Linked DNA regions of Homo sapiens: region 2 is linked to region 1. The links are chromatin loops, found by intact Hi-C in ENCODE. Cell type or tissue: A673. All regions are shown on one strand. Links, peaks and the distances in the headings refer to the core of each region. The heading gives the core; the rest is flanking DNA. Region 1 overlaps NTM (neurotrimin). Region 2 overlaps NTM (neurotrimin).

What was found. Peaks named below come from ENCODE experiments on the same cell type or tissue, not always from the same donor. Only the 100,000 strongest peaks of a DNase experiment are listed, where the experiment ranks them.
Region 2: a loop joins it to region 1, with 5 times the contacts of the local background. A loop is called at or near these places in 8 of 110 quality-filtered maps.

The regions. Positions count from the first base shown.
Region 1 is chr11:132,022,758-132,037,742 of GRCh38, reverse strand. The region is part of intron 2 of NTM (neurotrimin); the gene reads right to left. Among named protein-coding and RNA genes, the nearest start is that of NTM-AS3, 130 kb to the right of the region's middle. In A673, for the core only: CTCF peaks have their summits at 8,704 and 8,907 (motif pointing right); DNase peaks (open chromatin) are centred at 4,491, 8,912, 10,782 and 11,752; H3K27ac peaks cover 3,123 bases.
Region 2 is chr11:131,687,896-131,702,880 of GRCh38, reverse strand. The region is part of intron 1 of NTM (neurotrimin); the gene reads right to left. Among named protein-coding and RNA genes, the nearest start is that of NTM-AS1, 32 kb to the right of the region's middle. RefSeq lists an enhancer at 11,689-12,212 and a silencer at 14,615-14,824. In A673, for the core only: CTCF peaks have their summits at 7,893 (motif pointing left), 10,991 and 11,190 (motif pointing left); DNase peaks (open chromatin) are centred at 7,880 and 11,170.

The DNA.
Region 1 (14,985 bases), core at 4,368-12,367:
AAGGTGTTTTCATTGGAGGGAAGTAGGAGAGCGTGTTAATGACTCACAGCATTCCATCAACTGAAATGCAGAGAGGGCATGCAAGCACCTTTCTGGCTCCCAGTGGGAAGAAGCTTCTCTGATAACAACACTGAATATCCTCATCCCATGACCTCTGTTTTTCAGCCTTAATGATACCACAGTGCTTTCTGACTCTTCTCGCAGGTCAACTTAAATCATGGAGTCACAGACGATGGTCAGCTGGAGAGGACTTCAGCAATTGTCTGGCCTATTTGACTATTGTCCAGTGTCTCAGTCCATTTAGTGTTGCTATAAAAGAATACCCAAGATGGATTATAATGAAAAAAGGTTTATTTGGCTCATGGTACTGCAGGCAGCACAAGAAGCGTGGCAGTGAGGGCCTCAGGCTGCTTCCCCTCATGGCTGAGGTGAAGGGAGCCGGCATGTGCAGAAATCACAGGGGAGAGAGGAAGCAAGAGAGAGAAGGGCTCCCCCTCTCTCTTACCAGGCTCTTTTCCACAAGCAGATCTCATAGCAACTAACAGAGCAAGAGCTCACTCACCCCCCAAGAGGAAGCATTAATCTATTCATGAGGGATCCATCCCGGTGGTCCAAACACCTTCTATTAGGCCCTACCTCCAACATCAGGGATCAAACTTCAGCAGAGGTTTGCAGAGATCAAACATCCAAACTATAGCATCTGGAGAAGGAAACTGACTCCTAAGCAGGCAGAGTAGCAGACTGTGAATCACACAACTCAGTGGAAACACTGAGACAGGACTCAGGTCTCCTGACGTGCATTCAGTGCTGACCCCAGGATACCACCCACAGCACCATATGGATGCCACACTTTCTAATAGCAAGACACATGGCCCTTCAGTCCATTTCCCAAGGATTAGGAATCCACCTATGTTAGACATCTTCAGAATGTGTCATGGTATCACACACATCAATTCTTAATTAATAAAAACAAGGAGTTAAGAAAGGAGCTTATCCCAGGTCATTCAAGCAAATATGAGGGAATATTCAGATTTCTCCACATGGTTTCCAGTACTTGTGCTATTAAAAGTGTGTTGCCTCCTAATGACAGGAATTCACTGAAATGAGTTAGAGTGGAGGGGGCCAAGCTCTGTCATTTGTGTCCCAGATACACCATTCGCTTGGTGACATTGGGCAGGTTACTGAACCTTCTCATCATTTCTCCCTGATACTGAATTACACACTTAAATGGTTCCCTCTCCTTTTTCATTATAAAAAGGAATTTTTCTCCAACAGCCACTGCATTAACATGAGCTTCAAATTACAAGAGGCAGTGACATAATCTTGGGGTTGATATTGTCATCTCCTCGCTGAGTGGAATGGGTCAGAATATTCCTTACACCCAATTTCCCCCATGCTGCCAAGTACAATATTGTCTCCAGTCTCTCTTATGAAGAAAATGTGAACTTGGAGCCTAGGGGAGGAAAGCCACAGCATGCTGTTATTATCACCAGGCCAATTGAGGAGAACAAATAGCATCACAGCATAATCAACATCTTATCCCAACTCGTTTCTGTCCTTCCTCCCTAGTACACCATTTAACACGCCATGCAGAAGAAACTAAATATCCTTAGTAGCATAAGACAAGAAACAGACCACAGTAGAACAGGATAAGAGATCACTGGTGTCCATCAGGAACAAATGACCATGTAATAACTCTGTAATTACATGGTAACTAGAACTGATTGAGCCTGTAAATTACATCCTTGTCACCCCCGCGTAATGATGCAGCTCTATCTCCCATCTACAGAGAGCAGCAGCACATGGTCCACACTCACGGAGAGATAAGGGAATTCTTAGCTGTTAAAGCAGATTTGCTGCTGATGAGAGGTGGCAGAGAGACAGGCTGAAATCTGGGATTTAATGATTTTCCAGTTGAAGCATTACTGCCTTGCCAGCTAGAGCAAGACATCCATTACCCAGCCAGCATCCTCCTTCCTCAATCAGAGGGACTGACAGAGGGCTCCAAAATTCAAGATGAAAGCAATGGGGCTCACGCACACAGGAACATTACACATGTACATGGGCACACACACATACACACACACACACCCCTCCCACTGCCACACACACACATGCCAATAGCCCAATAGCCAATTTACATTCCCTGAAACATTTAATCTGCAGACCTTTGAAACATCACTATTGTGGCATTTCACCGAATATTTTAATACTGGGAAGAATATTGTCTCTTTTTATGCAACATTATCTCTGGGACCATTATGCAGAGGCATTAAGAAATTCTGTGTGGTGGATCATTCAGCAAATATTGTTTGACAGCCGACTATGCATATAGCATTCTGCTCGGTGTTAGAGAGGAAACAAAGAAGCATGACACTCAATTCTCTCCCTCAAGGATCCGAGTCCACTTACATCAATGATATAAAGACACACAAACTGAAATTATCATGCCACAAGGCAGTATATAATTAATTGCCAATGACTGGTACAGACAACAAGAGCTATGGAAGTAGAGAAAAGAGGGGACTCACTCTGGTATGACAGAATCATAAACACAGCTTCTTATAGATTAAAATGAACATCTAGGAGAGCCTGAATATCAAGTTCATGTACGGTTTTTTAGAAAGGAACATTTTAAATTTCTCTCAGTCCACAGTCCTCTCAGTTACTCAAAGCAAACAACAGCAAAACAGATTATTTTTTGTTAATGAAAACCATGGGAAGAAAAACATCAGAAATATGAGCATAAACAAGTTTAAAACTGAATAATCAAGATGCTAGGAGACCAGAAATATGCTCCTATTGGCACTATCCCTCTGGAGTTTATGTGCTTGTATCATGAATGTATATCATCTGCCCTCAGTAGTGGGAACATTTTTGATCAGCACAGGGATTTAGCAACTAGGTCAAGATCTGGAGAACTGTGGTCATCAATGGAACAAACAAGGAAAGCCTTTGGCAAAGCATCCAGCCTCGGCACAGTTAAAGTGGGGCATAGTCCATTGCAGGAGCAGGGAGGTCATTTCTCTGAGACTCTGAGGAGAGAAAAAGAAAGTCTACTCCTCTCTCCAGGTTCCTTTGTCCCTAAACTCACAACCATCTGATGGCAAAACTAGGTGTCAAAGGTGGAGAAACACGACAGAGTTACCATCCAGCCATTGCTGAGGGTTAACCCAAATGCCCTCTGGGATTTCATCTGGATTGAATGTAAACCCATCTGCCACTATCCAGTTGCCCACTTGAGCTAGCTTCTGACCTGCTAATCTTCCAGCCACAGATCTCCAACATCCTGCAAATGTCCTTCACTAAGAGGTGCACAGATGCACTTAACATACATCCTGAAGTTTGTCACACTGAAGTTCAGGACACCCCTGAGACGGGTGAAGCAAATCGTGGTGAGGCAATCCAGGACGGGTAGTGCCTACTAGCAGGTGATCTCTGGGCAGGCAGGAAAGAGATGAGAGCACCAGATAGTCTACATTTATCCACAGAAGGAATATAAACTATGTGCACTAGCCTGTGAAACAAGAGAGAGTTAGAATTCCCAGACCTTGAAGCATTTGCAAGGTCTCTGGGAAGATTTTTCTCATTCTGAAATAAGTGCTATCCCAAAGAAAACAGCTTTGCATTAATGCACAATCCTAGTAAGGTTTAAGAAAGTCATGTATTTTGATAATGCCTCAAAAAAGTGTCCAAGTTAACTATAAGACCATCTTAAGGTCACTGTCTCCTTCATGAAAAATAAAAGAATTAGATGAGATGATCTTTAAGGTCTTTCTAAAACTGAATATTCTATGAAGTAGACAGGTTGTAATGACCAGTTTGTCAAAACCTAATGAAGACTAACCACATCATCAATCTCAAATTGTATATAAAGAATATGAGATTCTTTTTCAATCAACCATTAAGTCTATAAAACAAATCCCGTAATCCAGTCTCCGGATTTATCTCTGACTCATAAAAACATTTTTCTTAAAGAACCAAGCGAGATCCCAGGGACCATACCACAGCCAATTATGGCTGATCTGCAGAGGTCTTTGATTTTTCATTTAAGAATTGTGTTGGTAATATGCTTCTCACGCTGCATCTGGTTCACATGGTACATTCCTACAGGAAAGTGACAGCATTAGGGGGAGCAACGAGCAATTCCTAAACAGGTGGGCTTTCATTTGCCTTCAGGAGGCAGTTCCTTCTGCTAGTCAGATCTCAATGTTTGTGACAAGACTGGACTTCTGTCTACACCTGCAATTCTCATTCTATTTACAGTGGCCACAGGATCAATATCTCCTCCCCTGGAAATAAAGCTTTCTACTTTGCATTGGAATTTATCTTCAATAGCTGCTGGAAATCATTATCACACAATAATGTTCTATTCACCACTCATGTTATCTCTTCAGCTAGGCAGATTGCCAGACATTTGACGGCCTGACACCAAGTCCATTTGGTGCATGACAAAAATAAAACCTTACATTGCCTGAAAATAACATGAGACACACTCATCATCTAGCTGGGGATGATTGGGCTACTTTCTCTTTCGGAGGAGTTGTCAGAACTCATGTCAATCATGCAGTGCTACTTGCCCGCAGCCATGAGCGTGCTCTCATTATCTGTGTATAGTGGGCACAAAGAAAAAGCTTTTGCATGGATCAACATTACTATGAATCCCAGAGGTAAAGCTATGAGGTTTAGAAGACCAGGCATATATGGCTGTATCTGAGCCTTTACTTACCTTTGGTTGGGTTCATTAATCCAAATTAATCCTTTCTGTCAAGCTCAAAAATGTTTACTAAAATCCTACTAAATGTTAGACACTGATCTAGGTACTTGAGATGATAAATACAGCATTCTTCCCTGGAGAAGTTTAACTTAGGATGTTAGGGAAAAATATATACACATAACATCAACATAATATGATGAGATGTGAATAAAATGTTGGCAGAATACCAAGGAAGAATGCTGTATCCTAGTTACAAACCCAGAGGAGCCTTCTTAGAGGAGATACCGATTGAATCAGATATCTTAAAGTATGAGTAAATGAAAACTTGAAGGGGTGACTTGGAGGACTTCCCACTCTAGAGCATTATAAGACAATTCAGAGCTGAACAGATGTTGGAGTAGGGATTGGTGAGTATGACACCTACAAGAAGGTCCTAGTCACTAAGACACAGAGGAAGAGCGATGGCTCTTACCTCCCCAATCACCAGAGGATGTTTCATTTTGGATATGTTGAAATTGAGGTATCACTGAACATTGACTTGGATATATCCTACATGTAGTTGGAAATACTTTCACTACATTCAAGGGAGGGGCCAGGGTCAGAGACAATGAAGTGTGCAGCTCCTATACCCAAACAGCAGTGAAAATCCAAGGAATGGATGAGACTTCCCACAGAGTGGGCTAAGAGCTTCAAGTCAAGGACAGAACCAACATATAAGGGGTTAGCACAGGAGAGAAAGCATGCACAAGGAGACAAAGCCAGAGCATCACAGAACAGCAGGAAGAAAACAAGACCAGGAGAGCAGAGTTGCAGAAGCCAAAGTGGGAGAGGGCTTCAGAAGAGACAGGCGGTGGAATGGCTTGAACACAGTAGTGGATGCATGGTCAGTGGCGGAGGGATGGAGTGGTGGAGTCAGCAGCATAGAGTCCACTTGGGATGTGTGCAGAGTGTGAGAACTTTGGTCAGAACAGTTTTAATAACCTCAGCAGTCATAATACAGACTTCAGTTGATCAATAAATTAATAAAAATAAAGAAAGACTAGTCTTCAAAAATGCCAATTAAAAATGAAACACAGAGATAGAGAAGGAGAAAGATTAATGAGTGGGAGGGCCTTTGAGCATGTCATTTTGGAGGGAAAAACTAGATGAGAACAAGAAGATTTAAAGACTTTCACACATAAGAGATTATATAAATCATGCTCTCTCACTGAGTAAAATATTATTTTCAACATCCAAGACATGTCTAAGTCTATTATCAATTTTCATTCAACCCTGTCTCCAGCCTGCACCTCTGTCCTGAGCACTAGATTCATGTATACAACTGACTACTTGGTATCTGTACGCAAAGCCTAAGAGGTATCTCAAGCCTTAATGATGAAAGTAGAACTCCAGATTCCCTGCCCTCAACCTTCAAACTTGAACTTCATCCAGTCTTCCCTACTCATCATTCCACCCAAAAACCTTGAAGACCTCCTTGACCCATCTCTTTATCTCATACCAACACCCAATCTACCAACCAATTCTCGAAACTCTACCTGAAAAACAAATCCAGAAGATGACTATTTCATACCATCCCCACTCCTACACCATGGTCAAAGCCACTATCCCCTCTCATCTGGAATACGGCAACAGTCTCCTTACTGGTCTTCTTGCCTCCAACTTGACCCTTGGAGTCTATTCTCATGGTCCCAGAGTTACTCTTTGAAAATAAAAGAACAAGTCACTTGTCAGATCAATATGACTTAATGACTTCCCTTTACAAAAAGAGTAAAAGTTAAAGATGTTCACACTAAGAGTAAAAGTCAAAAACCACACTCTTTCTGGTTTGTGTGGTAGATTGAATAACTGGTCACATATCTTTTCCCCTCCTACTGTTGGCAGGGTATACTTTCCCACCACTGTGTTTGGAGCTTGGCTCTGTGCCTTGCTTTGGCCTGCACGATGTTTGTAGACAGGATTGAGGCTTGCAATGTGCATGAGTGGCTAGCTTGTCATTTTGCGCCCTGGTGTTCCATCAACCAGGTCTGGGTGAGTAGCTGCTGGCTCCTCAGTCTGGGCCCCAGAATGAACATATGTGGAAGAAGCCTGAGCCCAATTTTCAGTCTATAGTCCTCCCAGCGAACCTACAAGTCCAAAGTGAGAAAAAATGCTATTTTGTAAGCCCATGAGTTTTATGCAGCACTATTGTGGCACTAGCTGACTAATTCAGTGATCTAGCTTCCCACTATCTCTCTGCTCTCATCTCCTGCTTCTTCTCCCTTTCTCACTCTCACTCCTGCTTTTGTTCCCTTTCTCAGAATCATATCTTCTTCTTAAGTTTCCTGATCCAAAGCATACTCCTGCCACAGGGCTTTGGCATATGAGGTTCCCTCTTCCAACTCCACAATATCCAAATGGCTTCCCTCTTCACTTCCTTCAGATCTCTACTTAAATATTATCTTAACAAAGAGGGCTTCCAAGACCACCTCTATCTCTAGTCCCATTTAAGCCCCTGGCCATGGTTTATTTTTCTCCATAGTACACCACAGTACAAATGACATATTATGCATGTATTTACTTTTTAGCCTATAGGCCAGAAAACGATTTTCATGCATAAAGTCTGGTGAGTAATTAAATAATAGGCTCCATTCTCCCTATCCTACAGCACAGTGTTTTGGTTTGGGTTTCCTAATTGTTGTATGTATATCACAAAGTGATATACGAGATGATTTTAGGAGATAATTGGACTAGCTTAGACACAAATAAAATAGTAATTAATAAATTTAATTTTATTTTAGGTGGAGTAGGTGGGGTAGGGGTTTTAGGAGTGTTTGAGGAGAGGGGTAACTAAGCTAGGCATTATGAAGCCAGACAGGGAGTGTGTTTAGGTGTAGATGGCCTCAGTTACCTACTCCACATTACAACAGAGTCACTCTGTGACTGATGTTTTCAATAATGACCTGAGTAACAAAATAAGACAAATGATAATCTCCATGTTTTGCTCAATAAGACAAAACAATAATATATTTTAGAAAAAGAACTCTATCAAAAAGGATTGCAATGTTTTAAGTTCCATTTAAAGGATGATAGCTTAGTTATATGACAAATTCATTCATGTGGAACACTGCTGATGCCTCCTAAATAAGCCTGCCCTATGTAAACACGAGGACTGGTAATGAAGGTCCTGATAATTCTTTCCTCATGAATAACAGGCAGAAATGACTTTATACCCACTCCTCGTCTCTGACTACCTCCTCCACTCCCTCCCTTATATGCTTTTCTTATTTTTCCTTCAAAAAAGTCCATTAATAAGAACAAATAGTAGTAACTATAAGCCGATGTTCACTCTATTTCCCACTTTTTCACAACTAAAGGCCCATATGATTATTTTTTGACTGATGGACTATGTGGACTGAATTTGTTAAGTGATAATTATTGGAGCAAACACCTTCCAGCTTCCATTAAAGCACCTAAACAGGCTGGAGTCATCATCATCATGCTTTTCACATGAAAAGGAAAAAGCTGACCAAACCGAAAGTCAACAACTCTTGGATGAAGCTGGAAACCATCATTCTCAGCAAACTATCGCAAGGACAAAAAACCAAACACCGCATGTTCTCACTCATAGGTGGGAACTGAACAATGAGAACACATGGACACAGGAAGGGGAACATCACACACCGGGGCCTGTTGTGGGGTGGGGGGAGGGGGGAGGGATAGCTTTAGGAGATATAACTAATGTTAAATGACGAGTTACTGGGTGCAGCACACCAACATGGCACATGTATACATATGTAACTAACCTGCACATTGTGCACATGTACCCTAAAACTTAAAGAATAAAAATAAAAAAAAGAGATCCTCAGAGATGTCACAGAGCAAAACACTGCCCCTAAATTGGAAAAGACAGGTGGATACAGAGAATCACAACTTATAAGAGCAGAAGCCCAGTAGCAAAAAAACAAAACAAAACAAAAAAAAAAACCCACACCAACCAACCATACAACCCTCTACGGGAGCCAGTATCAGGATAGAAAAACTAAAATGGAACTGATGAGTTGCTGGAGGTTCAGTGTGCACAAGTCTTAGGGGTCAAAACATGAGAGCTCCAGACTTTGGGAGACTCCACACTTCAATAGGAGCCCTAGGAGGTTCAAGAGCCCTAGGAGGTTCTCACAGTAAGGATCAAAGAAAAATCCCCTCATGCATCCAGCAGGGGGAGAGCAAAGGCAGCCATTTTGAAATATGACACATGCATCCTGTTCTTATGAAGGCCTGCCCTCAATAGAAATTATATTACCAGAGCCTAATGATGCAGGGAAGGGAAAATACCCAACTGCAGCCCCTTCTACACTTCCTGTCTCACCTGAGCGGGGGAAGAAAAGCAACCCTGAGACACACTTGTGAAGCTCACGGCGCAGGGGCACAGGCTTAGTAAAATACTGAGGCCTACTCATGGCTCTATAGAAGATTTCCCTCCCCCCACACCCATGGTCACATCCATAGGAGTAGCTCATCATAACAAGAGGGGAATGGAAATGAAAGAATTCTGTATCTCAGATGGTATTTGAAAATAAATTTCTAGGGACAACAGGGAAATCAAAAACAAGAACACCAGAGGAAACTTTAACCTCTGACACAGTTACAACAAGCAATAATTACAGCTTGATCCCTAGCCAGAAACATAAAACTTTAAACTAAAAATCTATTTACTCCAGTTTCTTTTACCCCAGTATATCATGTCTGGCTTTAAAGATAAAAGTACCACCAGCATACTATAAGACGAAAAAAAAAAAAAAAACCAGCTGGAAGAAACAGAGTAAGCATCAGAACAGGCTCAGATATCGCAGAGATGTTGGAATTATCAGATTGAGGATTTAAAGTAACTATGAATAATATGCTAAGAGTTCTAATGGAAAAAGCAGACAACTTGCAAGGACAAATGGGGAATGTAAGCAGAAAATGAAAACTGTAAAAAAGAATTCAAAAGAAGATGGTAGAAATAAAAAAAAAAATCAACAGAAATGAAGAATGCCATGGATCAATAGACTGGATATGGCCAAGGAAAAACCAGTGAACCTGAAGAATATCAATAGAATCTTCCAAACCTGAAATTTGAAGAGAAAAACTGAAAAAAATGGAACAGAATATCCAACTACAAAAGGAAGTGTAATATACATGCAATGGGATTACTAGACGTAGATGGGAGAAAGAAGCAGAAAAAATGTTTGAAGCAATAATGACTGAGAATTTCCAAAAATTTATGACAGAAACCAAACAACAGTTTCAGGATGCTCAGAGAACACTAATCAAAATACCAAAAAACTACACCTAGGCATATCTTATTCAAACTGCAGAAAATCAAAGACAGGCAAACTTGAGAAACTGAGGGTCGGGGAAGAGGGCTTACCAATAGAGAAGCAAGGATAAGAATTACATTGGACTTCTCTTCAGAAACCATGCATACAGGAAGAGGAGCGTCGAGTGAAATATTTAAAGTATTAAAACTAAAGAACCACCAATCTAGAATTCTGTATCCAGCAAAATTATTCGTCAAAGGTGAAAGAGAAATTAAGACTTTCTCAGACAATCAAAAGTTGAGGGAATTTGTTGCCAGGATACTTGCCTTGCAATAAATGTTAAAATATGTTCTTCAGAGAAAATGAAAATGATATCGTTAAGAAATTCTGATCTACATAAATTGATCGTTATTTCCCCATTTTTATTTATCAGGGATTCCTCTATCAATCAGAGATTCAGATCAGCATAAGACAATCAGCACAAATTCATCAGTTGTTGTAGTTCCAGCCCAAGGCAAAGAAACTTGAAATTTCATATATCATGTGGGGCCACAAAAGGGGAAAAGGAAAAGGATCATCAGGGCTTTTGAAATGGAGACAAGAGTTGGACCATCAGGGATCTATGGTATGGACAGTCAGTAAACTCTGCTTTTTGTTTGTTTTTCAAGCCTTGTACTAAATTGGGATAATTCTCAGGATGAGTTTCTTTTGTAAGTTTCATGCCCAATTTGCTATGAATAATTCAGGAAGCAGTAGCGTAGACAAGGTCTACAAAATACAGAGGTCCACATCTAATAACCAGGAAATGGGTGTCGGAAGGACAGAAGGAACATGAGGATAGAAACAATGGTCTTGTAACTGCTGACTGCATCCTAAAGTCATCTATTTGCTCTCTTTATTTCTAGCCTGCCTGCTTTGTTCAAACCAGTCCCACAATCCTCAATACCGTTCCCTTCTTGCAAAGTGAGAAGAGAGAAACAATTGCCTTTCCCCAACACTTCTCCTCCAATCAAAACCCAAGTTAAAACTGAACAAACAAAACCACAGCAAAAATAATTGTCTTGTTCTCAACACCAATTGCTGCAGATAATATCTGTGAATTGTCAGCATTGGAACCTAGTAACACTCACCAACACACACTAGAATTTTCTTCAGCACATTTAGCACCATATGAAAGCAGATGACAAAGCTATTGTAGATAAAAAACCAGTAGAAGGAAAAAAAATACCTCTGATGAAAATACAAGAAAAAGCAGATGACTCTACATTCTGGGTACCTCTGGAACCTAAAAAGAGCTTCTTGAACATGATCTGGCAGTGACCTGACAGCCAGGGATGTCTCATATAAGTGGACCCCAGGATGGTTTACATACGTGACTATTTGTACTCCTGATGAATGATACTTTTCTGAAAGGTGGAAAGCCAGGGGCATTTAACAGCTGCTTAGCAAGACTTCCTGATCATGCGGGGCAAGATGTTAACCCAAAGAATACACTAAGCTCTTACTGCCAGGGAAATACATTAGCAGTAGGAATATTATCGGTATTAGCAATAATTATAATAATTATGAGCATATACACAGCACTTTTATATCTGCAAAATGCACCGCATTCATCATAATGATTAGCATTTGTACAGTACTTTGTATTTCCCAAACACTCTGTGCTCATTAATTAGATAATGCTGGCAACATCTGTGGGCAAGTGTTACTACTCCCGTTTTACAGACACACGACACAGAGAAATTAATTGGCTTACTCAGGGCCACGTGATGAGTCAGTGACAGAATCAGGATTCCATGTCTAAGTTCCCAAATCTCTATTTTGTCTGTACTTTATGCAAAGCTGGGAGGTTGCTTCCAATTGAAAGGGAAGGGAAGGGCTTAGGACATGAAAATCAATTGCTCCCATGGCCTTTGAGTGATTAGTAAGTGCCAATGGAGCCATATGAAATCTATTTTCACAGAGAACTTCAGGATAAAAGCTATTCCTCAATAATCATTCTAGGGCAATGCTTCTCATCTTCAGCTCAGGCCACACCCCCGGCCAATTCGGTCTGAATCTGTGGCTATGGACCCAGCTATCAGAACATTCCAAAGCTCCCCAGGCAATCCCAGTGGGTAGTCACAGTGGAGTGAGAACTGCCGGTCTAGGACAGTGGCTCTCAAAGTTTAGGGAGCATCAGAGGGCTGCTTGAAGTGGATCCCTTGACTCAACCCCAAGAATTTCTCGTACAATGGGTCAGAAATGGGGCCCGAGTATGTGCATTTCTAACTAGTTCCCAAGTGATGCTCACTGCCAAGTCCCAGGACCACATTTTGAGAAGCACTAGTCTAAGGTTTTAGGTGCAGATAAAAGAATTACAAAATTGCTTCCAAAGATCCCTTCAAGCCCAGGCACTAAGACTTCAATAATTGGGTAGACTGCTAAAATGTAGAACAGACTGACCACCTGCCCACCAAATTCTGGGCACACAGGATGGCAGACCTCTTTCTCCAATTTCCCTTACCGTGAGCCCAACGGCATGTGAATGACTACATGACAATGGAAGATGAAGAGAAAGGCCAGTCCTAGGCCTGGACATGAAACATCTTGCTCAATCTTTCCTGCTACCCCACTGCTCAGCCTTCTAGCCTCTCTCTCTCCCCTCTGTAGCTGAATCCCATGACTCCAAGGTGCTGGTGCCACACGAGGGAAGGAATTCAGACACAGGAGTCTCCAGTCAGTGGAGAGACATTCTGTGGGTCTGTGCAACCTACTCCAGGCAATAAGGAGACTAGTAATTCACTTTATCGCATGAAGCCACTAGGATCTCAGGGTGTATTTGTTTCCACAGCATAGTCTAGTCCATCCTGACAATCCTGACACTCAGTGCCTGTAGTCGGTGTGTGTTCCTAACCTCCACAGAGAACAACTAAATCTGACAGACAAATGAGTAAGAGGACTAAGGCTAATATGCAAGTGAAAGTGATAGCTACATGCTCAGAGGTCAAGAATGTGACTGAGTCAGAAGTTGACAACTTCAGGGAAAGTCCGGAATATACCTATCCCAGTGTAACTGCAGCCAGACTGTATCTGCGCATCTGAGGTGTACTTTATCCCTCTCTTTAGAGAGAAGCCAGTCCCACATTTGCCCTATATGACTGGCCCTCCTTATCCACGGGTTCCAAATGCATAGATTCAACCAACTGGGGATCGAAACTATTCAAAAACAAAACCAACAAAAAAATCCAAAACAATACAGTAAAAATTTATATAGCATTTGCATTGTATTAGCCATTATAAGTAATCTATAGTTGACTAAAAGTATACAGAAGGATATGCATAGATTTTCTACAAATAATTTCCGATTTTAGGTAAGGGGTTTGAGCATCTGCAGATTTTAATATTGGAGGGAAATCCTGGAACCAGTGCCCCTCAGATACTGAAGGCCAGGACAACTGCACAAGCCTTTCAAGTCTGTAGGTCAGGAACACAGTGGCAGACACTGACCAAAGAAACAAGCTGACGGTAAAGGCACAGCCTGGATGTCTTTGGGGAAATGCAGAGAGCAAACAATTTTAAAAACACAAAACAAACATACCCTATCCTCCTTCCCTCTCTGTGGGAAATTTATTACATTAAAAAAAAAATGCTGGGTGCAGTAGCTCACACCTGTAATCCCAGCACTTGGGGAGCCCGAGGTGGGCGGATCACGAGGTCAGGAGATCGAGACCTCCTGGCTAACATGGTGAAACCCCATCTCTACTAAAAATACAAAAAAATTAGCTGGGCATGGTGGCACACACCTGTAGTCCCAGCTACTCGGGAGGCTGAGGCAGGAGAATTGCTTGAACCCAGGAGGTGGAGGTTGCAGTGAGCCGAGATCGCGCCACTGCACTCCAGCCTGGGCGACAGAGTGAGACTCCATCTCAACAACAACAACAACAACAACAACAAAACCACCACCACCAACAACAAAACCACCAACAACAACAAAACCACCACCAACAACAAAACCACCACCAACAACAAAACCAACAACAACAACAAAACCAACAACAACAACAAAGCATATCTTCCCTCTATCCCCTCAATTCTAGTGCTTGCAATAACGCTGTTCACTTCGAGAAGAACCCTGAATAATCCTATCGGACAGAGGGGTGCTCTTGGTGAGAAGGAGTCTGGAAATGCAAAGAGAGCTAGACACTGGAGCGGGCGCAAACTCCAAAACAACCAGGAGAGCAAGCCACTCTGGCTGCCCACCCTAGCCCCGCCAGCCCTGCAGCCAGGGTCAACACCTTTGCCAGGGTTTCTGGCCTTCTCACAGGCCCAGCTGTGACCAGAAGGCTCAATTTCACAGCTGTTCAGCTTCATATTGAACTTGTGCTTCCCAGCTGTAGTGCATTATTACTTGTGTTTGTTTGCCATCAGCTTTAATTAAGAGAGGTTTAATTTTCCAACATTATTTTGGCTCCTCTCTGCCCCAAAACCCACATGGAGAGCTGCTGTTGTTTTCTCCCCAGGCTCCACGATGGCATGTGCCCAGTAACAATGGAGATAATGTCCCACAGTCCCCCATGAGATATAACATGCCCAGGCGGCAGCACGTGACTAGGGTCTATGGTAAATGTGTCTTCCCCACGCTGCAAAGCCTCCTAATCAAAGTAAAATTTTCCCCTCTGCAAACCCAGGTCCTCCTTGTATTCTCTATAGTATTTTTTTAACATCTTCCCATGAGCTTCACATGGAGCCAGCCTGAGGAACTCAAACTTGATTCCAATCTGATTAGCCAACGTGGCCCTATCAGCTGAGACAGTAACATTTATCACATTAATAGGAAGGATAGAAGAAAACCGGGATCCCATCCAGCAGGAGCATTTTTATCACATGTTGCACTGACTTACAAATCCAATTATCACCAGCTGAAGGTCTTAACAGCCTTTGAATTGCATCTTTCAAATCTTAAAGGACCACAGTGCACATTTTCTTAGATTCCTCCTGCTGTACTTG
Region 2 (14,985 bases), core at 4,615-12,614, 340 kb after region 1:
TTATGCCTAAAACTCACCGTTTATATTATTGCAGCTTTGTGAAATGTTTCAAAATAGTCGGGGCTATTCGTCCTATCCTGTATTATTTTTCAATTTTACAGTTTTCTTGCCTGTAGCTAAAAATCAACATTATTCTCTCAGAAAGCCATTCCAACAAAACCAAACAAAATTATCACTATTTTGTTTAAAATTGCCTTAAAACAATAGTCACTTGGGAAAGCATGGTATCTCAATAGTATTTAATCTTCCTATTAGAGAGATGGTTCATTTCTTCCTGTTTGTCTGGTGCTGCTGCTCTCTGTTTCATCCCATGATGCACCTCTCCATGCTCTGGGCACTCTTCCCTCACTCAGGAGTCCAGAGTGGAGAGTGAGTTCTAAACCCAATACCACCACCTGCTCGTTGTGTGACCTTGGACAAGATGCTGGGTCTCTCCAAATCTGTATGTTATCTGTAAGATGGAGTTATTACAGTAGCTACTGTTGTGATGATGAGATCATTTTAAAGATGAAATAGGAATTTATGCTAAAAGCAGTTTATGTGGAATTAAACTAGCACTCACTATATGTTGACTTTTAAGAATCGGCACTTCATCACTACCGTACTTTTTTTTCTTTTTAGAGAGAAGGAGTAAAGCTCATTGGAAAAGCAGACCCTGATAGATCAGGAGTTCCAAGTGTGGGCCGATCCCTGGTGAAAGTGAGATGGAAGATGTGGGTCAGGAACTCTGCTTTGTAAGGTAGTCTCCCAATGTCCAAGTTGAGTAGAGAGGAAAGAAGACAAAGCCATGTCTGAGGGCGGTTTGGGCTATTTGTGAGCATCTGAGAGAAGGCAGCAGGAAACTGTGGGAAAGGGAGCCACGTCTTTCCCACCAAGGACAGGAGCCATGGTTGTGTGACACACACAGTTGCATAGGGCCTCAAGCTCAGAAGGGCCCATGTTTGGTTTAATGCTCTGCTATTGCCATCATGAAATACTTGATACTTTTAAAACCAGGGTGGTACATTTTCATTTTGCACTGGGGTCCAACCATGACACATCTACCCCTCCACCCCTATTTCCACCCCTCCCTTGGCTTTCCTGGCCTTCCATCTGATGGAGTAGAGACAGCCTTGCATTTGTCTAGGCCCTCATGCCCTAGGACCCCATGGACACACCATTAAATGAAGAAATAACAAGGCCCTCAGCATTAAGGAGCCCACTACTTGCTGTAATGAGGATGGTAAGGTTGAGGAATATACTTTTCCAGAAATATGAGTATTGGACATTGGTGAAGAATAAACACATAAGCCATGATTTATAAAGCTAGAGAGCTAGGGATGGCAGAGGCAGAATCCTTGCCCGTGCCTCTGGATCCTGTAGCTCCTGGCAAAACTGACAAATGCATTGAGTGGCTCCCTTCTTTTTGCCCATCTACCATGCCCAGTTGCTTCTAGGGCAGCCAATTATTTCCTTCTTAGTAGTAGATGAGGGAATTCAAGAGCAGTGATTGGAGGAGAAAAGGAATAACATATACTGTCCTCATAGGCCAGGCATGGTTCTAGGCGATTTACATACAGTTTCTCATTTATTCCTGGCAATGGCCCTGTGGGTAGGTGGCATTATCTTTATTTTATAGATAAAGAAACCAGGCTCAGTGGATTCACCAACTTGCCCAAGTCATGCATATAGGTGGTGGTAAAAAGTTGACATAATCCCAGGTCTGTATGTCACCAATTGTTTTGTTCTTTAGCAAAACCCTTGTTGCTTTTTGTTCTTTTAGTATATTATACTGTCCACCAACTGGAAACTGAGAAAGACAAAGAAATATTTTATTACTTTTTCCCGAGCACTGTCCTAAACATATTACATGCTTTAACTTGTTTAATTATCACAAGAAAACTAGGGTTCAGAAACTTTAAGAAACTTCTGTAAGGACTCACAGCTATTAAATGGCAGAACCAGGATTCACATCTAAGCTGTCTGACTCCAGAGACAAAACCTGCAGCCACTACATGATGCTACTTCTCCTAAGAAAAGTTGAAGGGAAAACTTTTGGTGGTAAATTATTGGTTGCGTATGGAAAAGATCAAGGACAATTTCTAGGTTTCATGTTTGAGCACCTGGTTAAAAGATGGTGTCAATAAAATGTGAAGTACAGAAGGTTGAGTTGCAGGTTTCAGGGGAATAAGGGTTACATCAGTTCTGCACACACTGAGGATGAGGTGCCTGGAAGGCATCCAACAGGATGCTATACAATACTAGCACCTTCCTGAAAGGGTTGCTGTAAGGATTAAATGGATTAATATGTGCCTGGCACACAGTAAGCACAGTGTAAGTCTTTGCCATTATTGTAACCCAATAAACAAGTAGGTCATCATGAAGCTAGAAGATCATAACAACCCAGTAAGCAACTGGGTCAAGTGGAGCTAAGAAGACAGGTCTTGGCGAGAGATATAGAATGAACAGTTGTGAACTTATAGGTAGCTAAAACTATGGGAGAAAGGGGGATCTCTTAGAGACAAAGTGTGGAATGAGGAGAAGAGAGTGTTAGGATGCAAACATTATGACAGGCATACAATTGATTTTGAGGTATTGAATAAAGGCAGGTAATTAGAAAGTTTCTGAAGTTTCAACAAAAGGAAGGATTTTCCTTACATTTAGAATAAGGCATTGAATCTCTGGCCAAGAAAGACAATTTTTTGGCTGGTAACCAATATAATCAGAAATAACAAATGAAGTAAAATTAGACAACTCCTAAAGAAAGGAACCCAAAATGCTCTGCTTGTTACCTGAACATAACATGAGTTTGTGCCCAACATCACTATACATGCATAATTTCCCAGCTTCACAATTAGCTTCCAGCTAAATGTGTTATCCTGGCTTCTACATGGTCAAGAGATCTTCAAGAGCAGTGGTCTAGTTCAAGATACTGAATACACACACACACACACACACACACACACACACACACACACACACACACACACACCTGCTGCTTTGGCTAGTGATATGGTTTGACTGTGTCCCCACCCAAATCTATCTTGAATTGTAGTTCCTATAATCTCCAGGTGTAGTGGGAGGGACCTGGTGGGAGGTAATTTAATCATGGGGGTGGTTACCTTCATGCTGTTCTCATGAGATCTGATGGTTTTATAAGGGACTTTTCCCCCCTTTTGCTTGGCACTTCTCTTTCCTGCCTTCATGTGAAGGAGGACGCGTTTGCTTCCCCTTCCTCCATGATTGTAAGCTGCCTGAGGCCTCCCCAGCCCTGCTGAACTGTGAGTCAACTAAACCTCTTTCCTTTATAAGTTACCCAGTCTTGGGTTTGTCTTTATTAGCAGCATGAGAATGAACTAATACAGCTAGTGATCCTGGAGGAGTTCTCCTGATTTCTCAGGCTCTATATGAATGTCCTACAGAAAGCCTTTTGTGCCATTCATCTGTATTTGATGCTTCTCCTTTGCAACCCACTCCTGCCTCTATCATAGCACTTACTCACTGAATTTAAGCTTTCTACTTTTTGTCTTCTCTGTTAGATTATAAGCTTATATCAGAGATAGTTTTCTTTACAGTCCTAGGACCTGGCACAGTGCCTGATTATTGTAGGTGGACAAAAACTCAATTTTTAATTTATTCCTGGAAAGTACGTTTCTAATTTCAACATCTTCTGTATAGTTCAGCCCCACTTCTCTTCCTAGACTGAGCTCAGAGAATCTGTGCAGATTCAGTGCTCTAGATCCCTCCTTGTCCAATGTGGGAGTTTAATTACTTCTTTAGTTAACGTTGTTAAGGTATAATTTACAAGCATTAAGATGAACACACATTAGGTGAACAAGTCAATGAATTTTGACAATCACATATTCCTGCATAGTCGCCACCATAATCAAGATACAATGAATTAATTCCACCACCTCTCATGTTTCCCTAATTCCCTAATTCTCCATTCATGGCTCCAAAGACCACACTTCCCAATATCAAGGTAAGTTAGAAAGATCAGTAGCAAGAGAGAGATTTGAAAAAAGCAGTCAAGGTACGCTTTATGGAAAGGACACATAGGCTTTCTCTCAGATATCCCTCAGCAAATCATATCTGGGCTACAATGTAAGAAATCAGTAGAATTTCATGAGAAGAATACTCCTAACAAGGAAGCCTGGCACTGGGCTGAGAGCAAGGACGGAGGGCGCTGGTTCTGACTTTGATGCGAACTCGCCATGTACACCTTGGAAAATCCTTTTCCTTTGTGAACTCCTTATCCTTCTCCTCCTTGGCTTTCTCCTAGTCCTCTTATAAAATTATTAGCTAAATCTTTAGGACTTTTTTTTTCCAATGGGAAATGTCTGGTTTTTAAAGGAAATCACAATTCCCTCATCTGTAAAATGGGAATAATTACAGCATCTGCCTCATCGTGTTGTTATGCGGGTGAAATGAGGCATTCATGGAAAGTGGTTAGAGCAGAGCACGCATGTAGCACAAGGGCTCAGTCAATGTCAATCATGATGATGATGATGTCGCTAGTGATGATTATGATTGCAAGAGAACAAGGGAATTCTCCAAGGACCCAGGACACAAAGGAGTCATGAAATAGAGTAGTGAGTGTGTGAGCACTGGGGTAGGGTGGGGGGTACACCTTCTGTTCCTGTGCCCTAGGTGGCCAGGGTATAGCAGGAACCTAAGGCAAGGAACTGAATGACACTTTCACTCTGGAAGGTTGTGGAATGTTCCATAAGGTTGGAACCTTAGAGAGCCTCTAAAAGTTGAATTAGAAAAAAGATCCCAATATTAACATGGGGGCAATAAGAACTTTGTCTGTCTTGACCTGAGCTCTGGATGAAGCAGCTGTGTCTCTGCAGGGAATGTGTAATTGCAGGTCTGTGCTGCAGGTGAATTTGGGATTCAGATATATACTTCCTATGTGGATTCACTCCTGGAGCCCCTGACAGAGGCAAATATAGAACTATTTTTGGAGGAACATGCTCTTTCCCAGGCCACACACGAGTTCTAGTTCCCACGTTTTCCTCCTGAAGTTGTTCTCATAGTCCAAATTACCAAGCACAGGAGAAAACAACTGATCATGAGGAAAAATCACAAACCACACCTTCTTAGGCTCCTGTGGATGGCAAGTAATTAAATAACGCAAGAGGGACTATGCAGGAATTCATGTGGAAATACGTAAGAATCAAATACATAAATTAAAGGACATTGAAAAGTACATTCCTAGTATATAGAGTTTTGAAAATAAAAAATCAAGTCAGGAAAATTTCAAAATCTCAAGGAATGGTTAAACATTGTCAGAAAAAATAAAATTACTGAATTGGAAGATAAATCCCGGAAAGTCACCCAGAAATACAGAAATGGGGACTATGGAATAGCAGTTAAGAGTGAGAAGACCCAACGCATGCCTAACAGGAGCTTCAGAAAGAGGGCTGAGAAGTGATACTTGAGGAGATAATGGAGGGCCAACAATTTTCCAAGGTTACCAAAGGTCCTGGGCATGGAAAATAATCAGCCAATATGTAAAACAATCAGACAGTACTCTGGATGAAGCTGCAACGGTAGATCAAGTAAGGCTTTCAAAATTGCCCCACACTTATGGCACAGGCCGCAGCCCTCAGTGGTCTCCAAGAGGCTCTGAGAGACCCATCCGACTGGCTGCAGACTGATGTGTCCACATTTTCCAGTTCATTCTAAAATTGTAATGACTGTAATCTCTGTGCTTATTATATTCACATCCATCTTACCTTGTGTCCTTATCTTGAAAGGAAATCTGAGAAATTAATAAGCAAAGAGCCTGACAATTACATGGCAATTCCACCGTGCCCCCAGCCGGCTTCGTCTAAAAACTGCCACTCTCTCCTTGCTGTGAACAGATCATCTCTGTCGCTTTTCTCCATATACTCAGGGCTATTCCACTAACGAAACGGGTTCTTGTCTTCAGTGCCAGGGGCAAGGTGACATTCCTTAAGATTTATTATTATTGTTTTCCATAACCCGAGGAATGTCAGTCCTTTAAAAGCCTCTGCACCATGTTGATTTTCTAAGTTAACTCTGACTTAGCATAGATTTATTGGCAAGGGTTGTGGTTTGCCTTGTGTGTGTGTGTGTGTGTGTGTGTGCATGCGTGGGTGTGCCTGTTTGAGACACAAAGGTGAAACAAGAGATAAAACCAACATTTATTTGGCTTTAACATGGGCCATTGCCTCAGCTAATTGCTATTATTTATGCCAATTCTTTCCCTTCTCATAGCAGTCACATTAGGAGAGCAGTATCATCCACATTTATCACATGAGAATCAGGCTCAGAGAGGTTAGGTACAGTGGAGGGTCACTTAGCTACAGGGTGTACGAAAGAAAAGGACTAATAGAGAAAGAATGACTCTCTGGAAAGAGTCCAGAATCCATATGGAAAATGGAAACACAATGTTGTGTGGTCTGATCCAGGCTTGTGGGCAGAAGGGAAGGCCCCTACAACTTGATATGTCTTCCTCTTTGGAGCCTAGTAAGTAATGGTGCTGGGTGCTGGTGTAACTCATGTCTCCCAGACAACCTTAACTCAAGCAACTTGAGACTCCCATACAAAAGCATATCATCAAGCCTTGTTTTCCCGGACTTGCACTCAACTCTCCTTCCTGCTGGCCTCCCCGGGTGCGTCCTGTGCTGTGTCATCCTTCCACAGTCATCACGTGACAATGAACACCCAACATCACCCCACACCCCATACTACCAAGGACATTTGTTCTCTCCGAGGCTGTTAGCTCTTTTTGTCCCAAGTACAATTCGCCCTCCTTCCCCTGGGGGCCGGCTCCCTTTGGCTGTGGGTTCTTTCATGTCTGTCACATCAACAACACTTTCTGTTGAGAGGCTAGTTGTTTGCAATGATAATTAGACATGCACCTTTCTGCACCACACGTCCAGTTTTTCTCATGCACTCCAGCCCTGTCCTTTGAGCGGCACACATACTGCAGCTGCTGTCACTCTTGGGACAGGATCAGAGTCCAGAGCGCAGGAGTGAAGGGACATAGACCTCTGATATATACTAGCTGTGTTTCCTTGGGAAAGTTTGCCTCTCTGAGCCTCTTTCCTCAATGGAATATTGGGATGATAATCCTACCCATGGGGTTGCCTTAAGGATTACGTGGGAAACGTCCATGTAAGACCTCTGTTACAATAAATGCTCAATCTTTCTGGTTCTCCATCCGACCCGCTGCTCCATCCCCTAGTTCTCAAGGTGGGCATGCCGGTGAAGTTGCTCCTAAACATGCTCTATTCACAGATTTGACACTTGTGGAGGAGAAAAACACCCCACTTCAAAGGACAAAGGAGACTGACAAGGTTTGTTGGGTACAGAGGAAAGAGTCTGAGCTATTGGATCAAAACCCGACAACCTCATTTCCTGGAAAATCATGTAACTTCTCTGAATTGCATTTATAAAACCTGAATATGTGCCTCATCGGATCACTCTAAAAATTCAATGAGACAATCTGTATGAAAACATGTGCCGGCATGAAGGTTTGCGTAAAGTCATTCGTTCAGGAAACCTTTCTGAGCTAGCCCAGTCCAGTCTTTGACATCATCTCAGGGGGAGCTGCTAGGTTTAGGACAAGCACAATAAAACCAACACCAAGCCAGAGGTGTGCAGGTGGCATCTGGGTGCCTGGCCAAGACACTAAGGCCACACTCTGAATTCTTATACAAACCCAGTGCCTATCTCGTCACAGAGATTTTTCTTTTCAGGGCGGGGGGGTGGGTACTAAAATCCTCAGCCTGTCCGTGGCCCAGAGCATTTTCAGGTGAGAATGTCCTGGACAACGCATCGTGCGTTTCCCCTGGCAGACAGCTCTCTCCTGCACCCTCCCGGCGGCGGCGGCGCTCCTCCCAGCCCGTCCAACACTGCCCTCTGGTGGCAGCAGGTCGCAATTTCATGGCTCTCCGACTGCCCCTCTGCTGGGGCTCCTCCCTTCCCAGGCCCCATTCCGGCTGCGAGGGCGCTGAGCGAGTCCCAAGGGCAGGCAGTTTCTCTGCGAGTTCCAGATTCCTACATTGTCAGCTGATCTTTCCTCTGCATTCACGCCCCACCCAATCCTGAGTGATCATCAGGCTCACCTGATCCTGTTTAAAAGCCTTTATGCCCTTCCGCAAAGCTCATGGTCTTGGCATAAAACCAAATCTGCTCCTTCAGCGAGAGCTCCTCTGTCCACACGTCCAGTCTCGGCTCTGGAGCCGTCCTTCGGAGGTACTGCCAGCCCGTGGTTCCCAGGCCCAGCTCCCTGTCCTGCCTGAGCTCATTCACTGCACTTCCCGCTTCAGCCTTGCACGCCCTTTCCCGCCACCGAGCAGGTGGCTTAAGCTCTTCAGAACCCAGAGGGATGTCACTTTCTCCATCAGGACTTCTCCGGCAACTCCCCCTACTCTGAGCTGGGTGCAGACCTAAGCCCTGCTTCCCACTCTGTCACAGGCCTTTCCCACCAGACTCAGCTTCTAGACCCAGCAATGGCATTTTGTTTGCATTTTAAAAAATCACCATAGCCCTAAGACAGAATACAGTGCTGCCCGTGGAGACTGAATAAATGTTGAATGAAAATGGTCTGTAGCTTGAGAACTAGAGGAAGAGTAGATGCTGCAAGGGTAACAAGTCATCACTATTACTTACATTCTCACTAATAATAATGGTCCTTATTGAACAATTCTCCTATGCGAGGCACCATTAACTGCTTTAAATGCATGTTCTCATTGAATAGGCCTCTATATGATGTAGTGAGCATCTGCAAATACTGTCTCATTGAGCCTTCACAGCAACCTTGGCAGGGAGGAGAACAAGTGTTAGATCCATGTGACAGAGGAGAAAACGAAAGTCGGGGAGAGGTGGGTGACCAAGCATCCAAGAATAGTGTGAGAGCCCAGATTTTGCAATCTCTCTCCTAGTGACACAAGTCTGCTATACTTCATGTATACTCTTCCACCTCTTCCTGAAAGAGACAGGTCTCCAGAGACGAAGTCAAACACAGGAATGTGCTTCCACCTGCAGACCCAGGCTGTAAAAGCAGCTTCTCCTCTCTCGCTTCCAGTTTCTAATCAATTATGGAGGAAATGACAGTGGAGAGGGGAGGAGAGAGACACTCCATAGTGACTGCAGCTCATTGAAAAGATACCCGAGGCTTTGTCTCTGCAGCCACAATGCCCAGCTGGGAACACCAGGGCATATATACATAGGATTTGGGTGGATGACACTGAGACAAAGGAAAAATGACAAACCAAGTGAATTAAGTGAAGGTGAAATAAACGGTGCTCAGCAACAGATGGGGCTGGTGCTGGGTAATTTTCTCCTGTCACCTCCCCTCAGGTAATAGATAATCCTGCAGCTGCTGGATTTCCTGGGAAGTCAGGCACGGGGCCTGAGTCTCCTTCGTGTTTGGAAGCCATGCCCCCCATTCCTTAACCTGTCTTGATGATAAAAATCTTAAGAGCCAAAACTTTTTGCAAGACTTATCCTGGCGATTTAACTCCGTCCCGGCTAAGGTTGCTATCCGTCAGGCTGTCATGGTGACAGGCAGATTTGTAAATGTTCTGGCTCCAGTGTCAGGTTGAAGGTGACATTTTTCAGCTGGAGATTTTTTTCCTCATCCCTCACAGAGACAGAACAACTAAGAAAGAGGAAAGCAATCCCCTGAATCAGCCTCTGCCCCACTCGCAGTCAGCCTGCCCAGGGTGTTGACTCCTGAGCTCTGGGATTGTTTGTGAATTTCCCCAGCCCACCTCTGCCCTGACCCCCATGCCCAGAACACAGTGATTCCCTGCAAGGCCAAACTCCCAGTCCCAACCCTCCCCACCCATCTGCAGGCCTGCCCAACTTGGCCTTCTAATGACTTGTCTTGGCTGATGGTCCCTGCTCTGCCATTACTACTATAAATACTTACATAGATTAATTAACCACAATGTAAAACCCAGAATCCCAGCTAAATTCATTTAATGACCTGCCGTGCGATTTCTTGGCTGAAGCATCTGACACTAACCCTGAATGCTCAGTGACATTCACCCCTTTGATTCTTTCCTGGAATCACTAGGCAATCGAGTCTCCTTTTTAACCCCTTTTTTGCCTCTGACTTTACTTTCAGGGTCTATAACCCTGAAGGAGTCACACAGAGGTTTGGGTGATTTGGTTTCTTGGGTTCTTGCCTGATTCTCTGCATTTGTGTGACATCCTTTATGAAGCTAGGGAAGGCACTTTCATCCCTGATGCCACATCAAAGCTTAGGTAAGAACAGTTTTATATGGCTGCATTTCTTGGCCCAGATGCCAAAATGGAAACGCTCTCTCTTTCCTCTGTCTACTCTCATTCTGTCTCCTCTCTATCCCCTCTCTTTCTCTCTCAGTTTCTTCAAAAAGGACCTAGCATTATTCAGAGATCTGCCTGGGAGATGGTCTAGGCTTGTGTCAGCATCACCCAGAGATCTGCATGGGAGGTAGGCTAGCCCTGTGTCAGCATCACTCAGAGATCTGCATGGGAGATAGGCTAGCCCTGTGTCAGCATCACTCAGAGATGTGCATGGGAGATAGGCTAGCCCTGTGTCAGCATCACCCAGAGATCTGCATGGGAGATAGGCTAGCCCTGTGTCAGCATCACTCAGAGATCTGCATGGGAGATGGACTAGCCCTGTGCCAGCATCACCCAGAGGTCTGCATGGGAGGTGGCACCTCTTGTAGGCAGGGTCTAGGGGCATCAGAGTCAATCCTGGAGGGAAGGTTTCAAGCCCTAGAGTGGAAGGACAAGAGAAAGACCGAGGTTGTAAAGAACCGCGAAGTGTCAGCCTGTGACTCCCTGCCCGTTTCCTCTGTTTTTCCTCCCTTCCCTTTGAGACTTTTCACTCGTGCTTACCTAGGGGCCATGTGGGATGCCTTGATGACAGTTCCCACGCCTGCCCGCAGTCCCATCCAGGAGGGGGTCCAGCTCCCTCTTTTTTCTCGATCAGATGCCATAGTGTTCAACTTCTTCATTTAGAAAAGCTAACGATATTTACCTCGCCCAGCAGTCTTGTTTTGTTCGTGTTATGAGTAATGAGTAACATGACACACGAAAGACGCCTGGCACCTGGCGGAGCTGTGTGGATGCGCCGCCTCCCTCCCAGCCCCGGGACCGCTGCGCCCAGCCCAGCCCCGCTCCGCTCAGCCCCGCGCCGCGGAAAGAACGCGCCAGCGCCACCTGGCGGGGCCGAGCGGGAGCGCGGGGTGGCTGCGCCCTGGGGTTGCCATCTTTACCCGCTGTGGGGTTTATATTCAGCAGAAGACAACATGGAAGAGAAGGAGGAGAGAAAACAGTGAAGGACATGGAAGGGAAGTCGGGGGGGGGCTTTCAGGGAAGACAAGGGGATGGAGTCCAGGCGACGACATCGCCTTGGCGGGGGGCCAGGAGGGAGCAAGGTGGTGTGGGGTCCACGCCTGCCCACGCCCCGCGGCTCTCGGCTCGGCCAGCCTGGACCCGGAGCTCCTCGTGACGTGGACTCCCTGGGCGCACGGGGCGGAAAAGGAGCGGCCGCCGAAGAAGCTGCCTTATCATCCGGGCAGCGCCTTGGGCCCAGACCCACAGGGGCGAACTCCCCGCGGCCCCCGGCCGCCAACAGAGGGGCGCTTGCTGGGCCTGAGGATCTGAACTACGTTCTGCGAAGGTCAAGGACTGAAGGAACCGCCCTGGCACTGCGGGGGGACGGGCCGTAGGCTGTGGGTGCAGGGCCGGGGGTGGCCTGGGCCCCTGGTGCGCCCTCCGGGGGCTGCAGGCTTTGCTTAGAGCACAGCCCAGGGCTCCCCGGCTCCAGAGTGGGGCAGGCGCCGGATCCTCTGCGGTCTGAGACTCGCCCACCCAGACCGCACACCCTTCCAGAAAGGGCAAGGCCCCGCTGAGTGATCAAAGCCCCTTGCTCCCCACCCGCTCCAAGGGCCCTCGCTGAGGATTTCCCCTTCTCCTCCCTGGGTTTCGATCAAGGCAGCTTCCACTTCCACCCGCCCCTTGACATTTCTCTCCGCTCTGATGGGGAAGTGACGGGGTGGACAGGACAAACAGCTTCCTTCTGAGCCCCGTCTTCACCCGCCGTGTGCCTCAGGCTGGCTCTGCTCCATGATCCCAAACTGTAAGGAGGAATCCTCCCATTTTGTTCCCCAAGGATGTGGGCCACGGCCTACGCTTAGCACCCACGTCCTGCCTTCCTTGGACCCCAGGCTGCTTCTCACTGCTTCCAGCCATTCTCCCGCACTCAGGCCCCGCGCCCCGCGCTCTGACACCTTGCAGATGGGAAGTGTGTTCTGTATTTCCGTACAAGGCAGCGTCCACGGTGTATGTTTCTGAGGGCAGAGAACGCTTTCCCTTCCGGGTAAGCGTGGAGTCCCCTGGGTGCTTGGGTTCTGCCGTGAGCCCATGCTGAGCCCGTGCAGCAAGGTTCGCGCTGAGCCCGTGCAGCATCTCCACAGTCCCCGGGAACTGACTAGGTGCGCTGGGCTGGCTTGGGCCGGGTTTCTGCCATCTGATCTCGGGGTGTTTGTGTGTCATGCCCACCTCTTCTGGTACTGGGGTTCACATCTCTACCTGCTACATGCATCCCCCTGGGAGAATGCCTGCCCCTCGATTTCTGGAATTCTGACAGTTTTGTTCATATTCCTAATGAAATATCTGTGAATGTGTGAGTTGCACCAAGGTGTTCAGGGAAGCCTCGCTGCGTGTCATACTTTTCTCTCCTCTCATCTGGATTCCAGGCCTTCTCTGCCATCTTGGTGTGCTCCTCTACCCAGTTCCACAAATAGGTGAGCTCAGGGACAGACGTGTGAGGGGAGAGACGTGCTGATCTCATCATGAGTGATCATGAGATCTCATCATGAATTCAGCAACATGGGTCTCTGCCTGTGAGACCACCAGGTTCATGTCCTCTCTGCTGTCATTGCCAACACAACAGCATAGGGTTATCCCATAGAATTTCATCATATGTGGACGAGGGAGCCAACTGTGTAAATGAGAATCCCTCTACCCAGGTAATAGGTATACGACCAGTAATAACTGGTATTGCTGAGTCTCTCTGGAAGGCTGGCAGGTGGCAAGAGTGGGAGGAGGTGGCCTGGGGTGCCAGCTGCCAGCAGGAAGGGTGAGAACAGCTTTGACCCCACCTTCTGAGGAGTGCAGTCCAAGCCTGCGGTATGGGAGGGGAGATGGGACAGAGAGGACCCAAGATCCATGGCACCCTTGCTGGCCTTCCGTTTTCCGTCCTCTCAGAAGGCTGCTGAGGCCCAGCCAGCCCCTCCTAAAGGACTTCACCTCCACCTGTCCTCAGAACATCTGTGAAGGACTGAGTGCTTCCAGGGCAATGGGGCCAAAAGCAACATCTGTGGGGAAACTGAATTCCAGGGGATGAATCTCATGAGTCTGGCCTAGGGACTGAGATAGTGTTGAATTAAACCCCTGAAAGTTGTTTTTCTAAAGAGCTTTTGTCCTGTGCTGGGATCAGAAGAGACACAGATTCACTCTGCCCTGGCTCTGACCCTTCTCCTTTCTCAGTCCTTCCAGCCCCTCCTGAGCCAAGCCTTTTTACCATGGCTAGCTTCTGAGGGGCTGGGCAATACTGGGTGGGGAGGCAAGGCAGGGCCAGAGCAGCCTTCCCTGCCGGGCCACCTGTGTTCCTGCCTGGCTCTGGTCCTGGGCCCTCCCCGCTGCCTCATGCTGAGCCACAGGCAGTGCACTGGCTCCCAGGAGAAGGGGCTCGGTCCTCACAAGTAAAAAGCAGAGCTCCGGGTAGGGAGACATCCTTGGAGAGTGTTCCTTCCTTCCTCGGGGGCTGCGGGGATTTTCCTTAACAAACATCCAATTTATTGGTAGCTCTCGTTTTCACTGAAGGCATGCACGTGTAAAATTAAAACTAACTAAATGCATTTTTAAAAACCAACTAGCTAACTAAGAGTGTGTCCTGCAGAACGCACCAGGGCTCTAACAATCCTAAGGAAACACCTCTACAATGTGTGGGGCTTCACAGGCCTCTGAGCAGGGGTGACACCATCTCAGACGGGGATGGGACACCTGCCCATTGGTCTGCAAGATGGTAATATTTTCTGAGGGTCCTAGTTTCTGTTTCAAAATGGTGCTCCAGACAGCAGGACTGACGGTTTGGGTGTCTGATCTCTAGGAGCAGCTGGTGTCTTCCACACACGCATCACCCCCACCCCTGAAGAAGCAGCATCAAGCTCAACCCACAGCATGAACTGGGCCCTGCTGCCTGGTAGATGCTGGACAGTCACTGGGGGTGTGAAGCCGACAGGCCAGGCGCTGCCGCAGGGCAAGAGCAACCCGGGGCACAGAGGGGGCAGCCAGAGAAGAGCCTGCCCAGCGTGTGCCTGGGAGCAGCAGGCGGAGGGAGGAGCCGCGACTCTTAACGCCTTTGGGGTTTTGGAGCTAAACTCACTGACTTCTCCAAAAGAGAAATGACATGTGCCATCCCATTCTGATGTGTTTGGAAGGCATTTTTCATGGACTTTCAAAGTAACCATTAACAAGGTTTTTCTGAGTTAGTGGCGTGTGCTATCCAAGCTCCTTCCAACCCTGCTTTGAAACCCGCTTTCAGAAACCCAGGAGGGGCACGGAAGGAGGACGGGCAAGCTGCTTTCCCCCCTGTCTGGAGTCCGCTGAGAGGGGCCCTCCCCCGCCCCGGGAGCCTGTTCTCCAGCTCGGTGGAGGCAGCCTCGCGGCTCGGGGGGCGCGGGTGCCCTCCGGTGGCCGTTCTGGGGAGCTGCAGGCGCGCCCCCGCGGCATCTGCGGCTCCTCATCCAGATGTGAGAACTGCCTGGCAGCGCGCGTCGCACCCCTCCGGGGTTTATTAGCCTGCTGCAGTGTCAGTGCAATAATAACTCCTGGGAGGCTATCACACCACTATTTCCATTCAGAGGAGGGCTATTCCATCAACGACTCCAGAGGCCTGCGTGGTAAATGAGTTTTCTTTTAAAAATACGTCCACTGATTGCTTTGCTAGGACACATTCGGCAC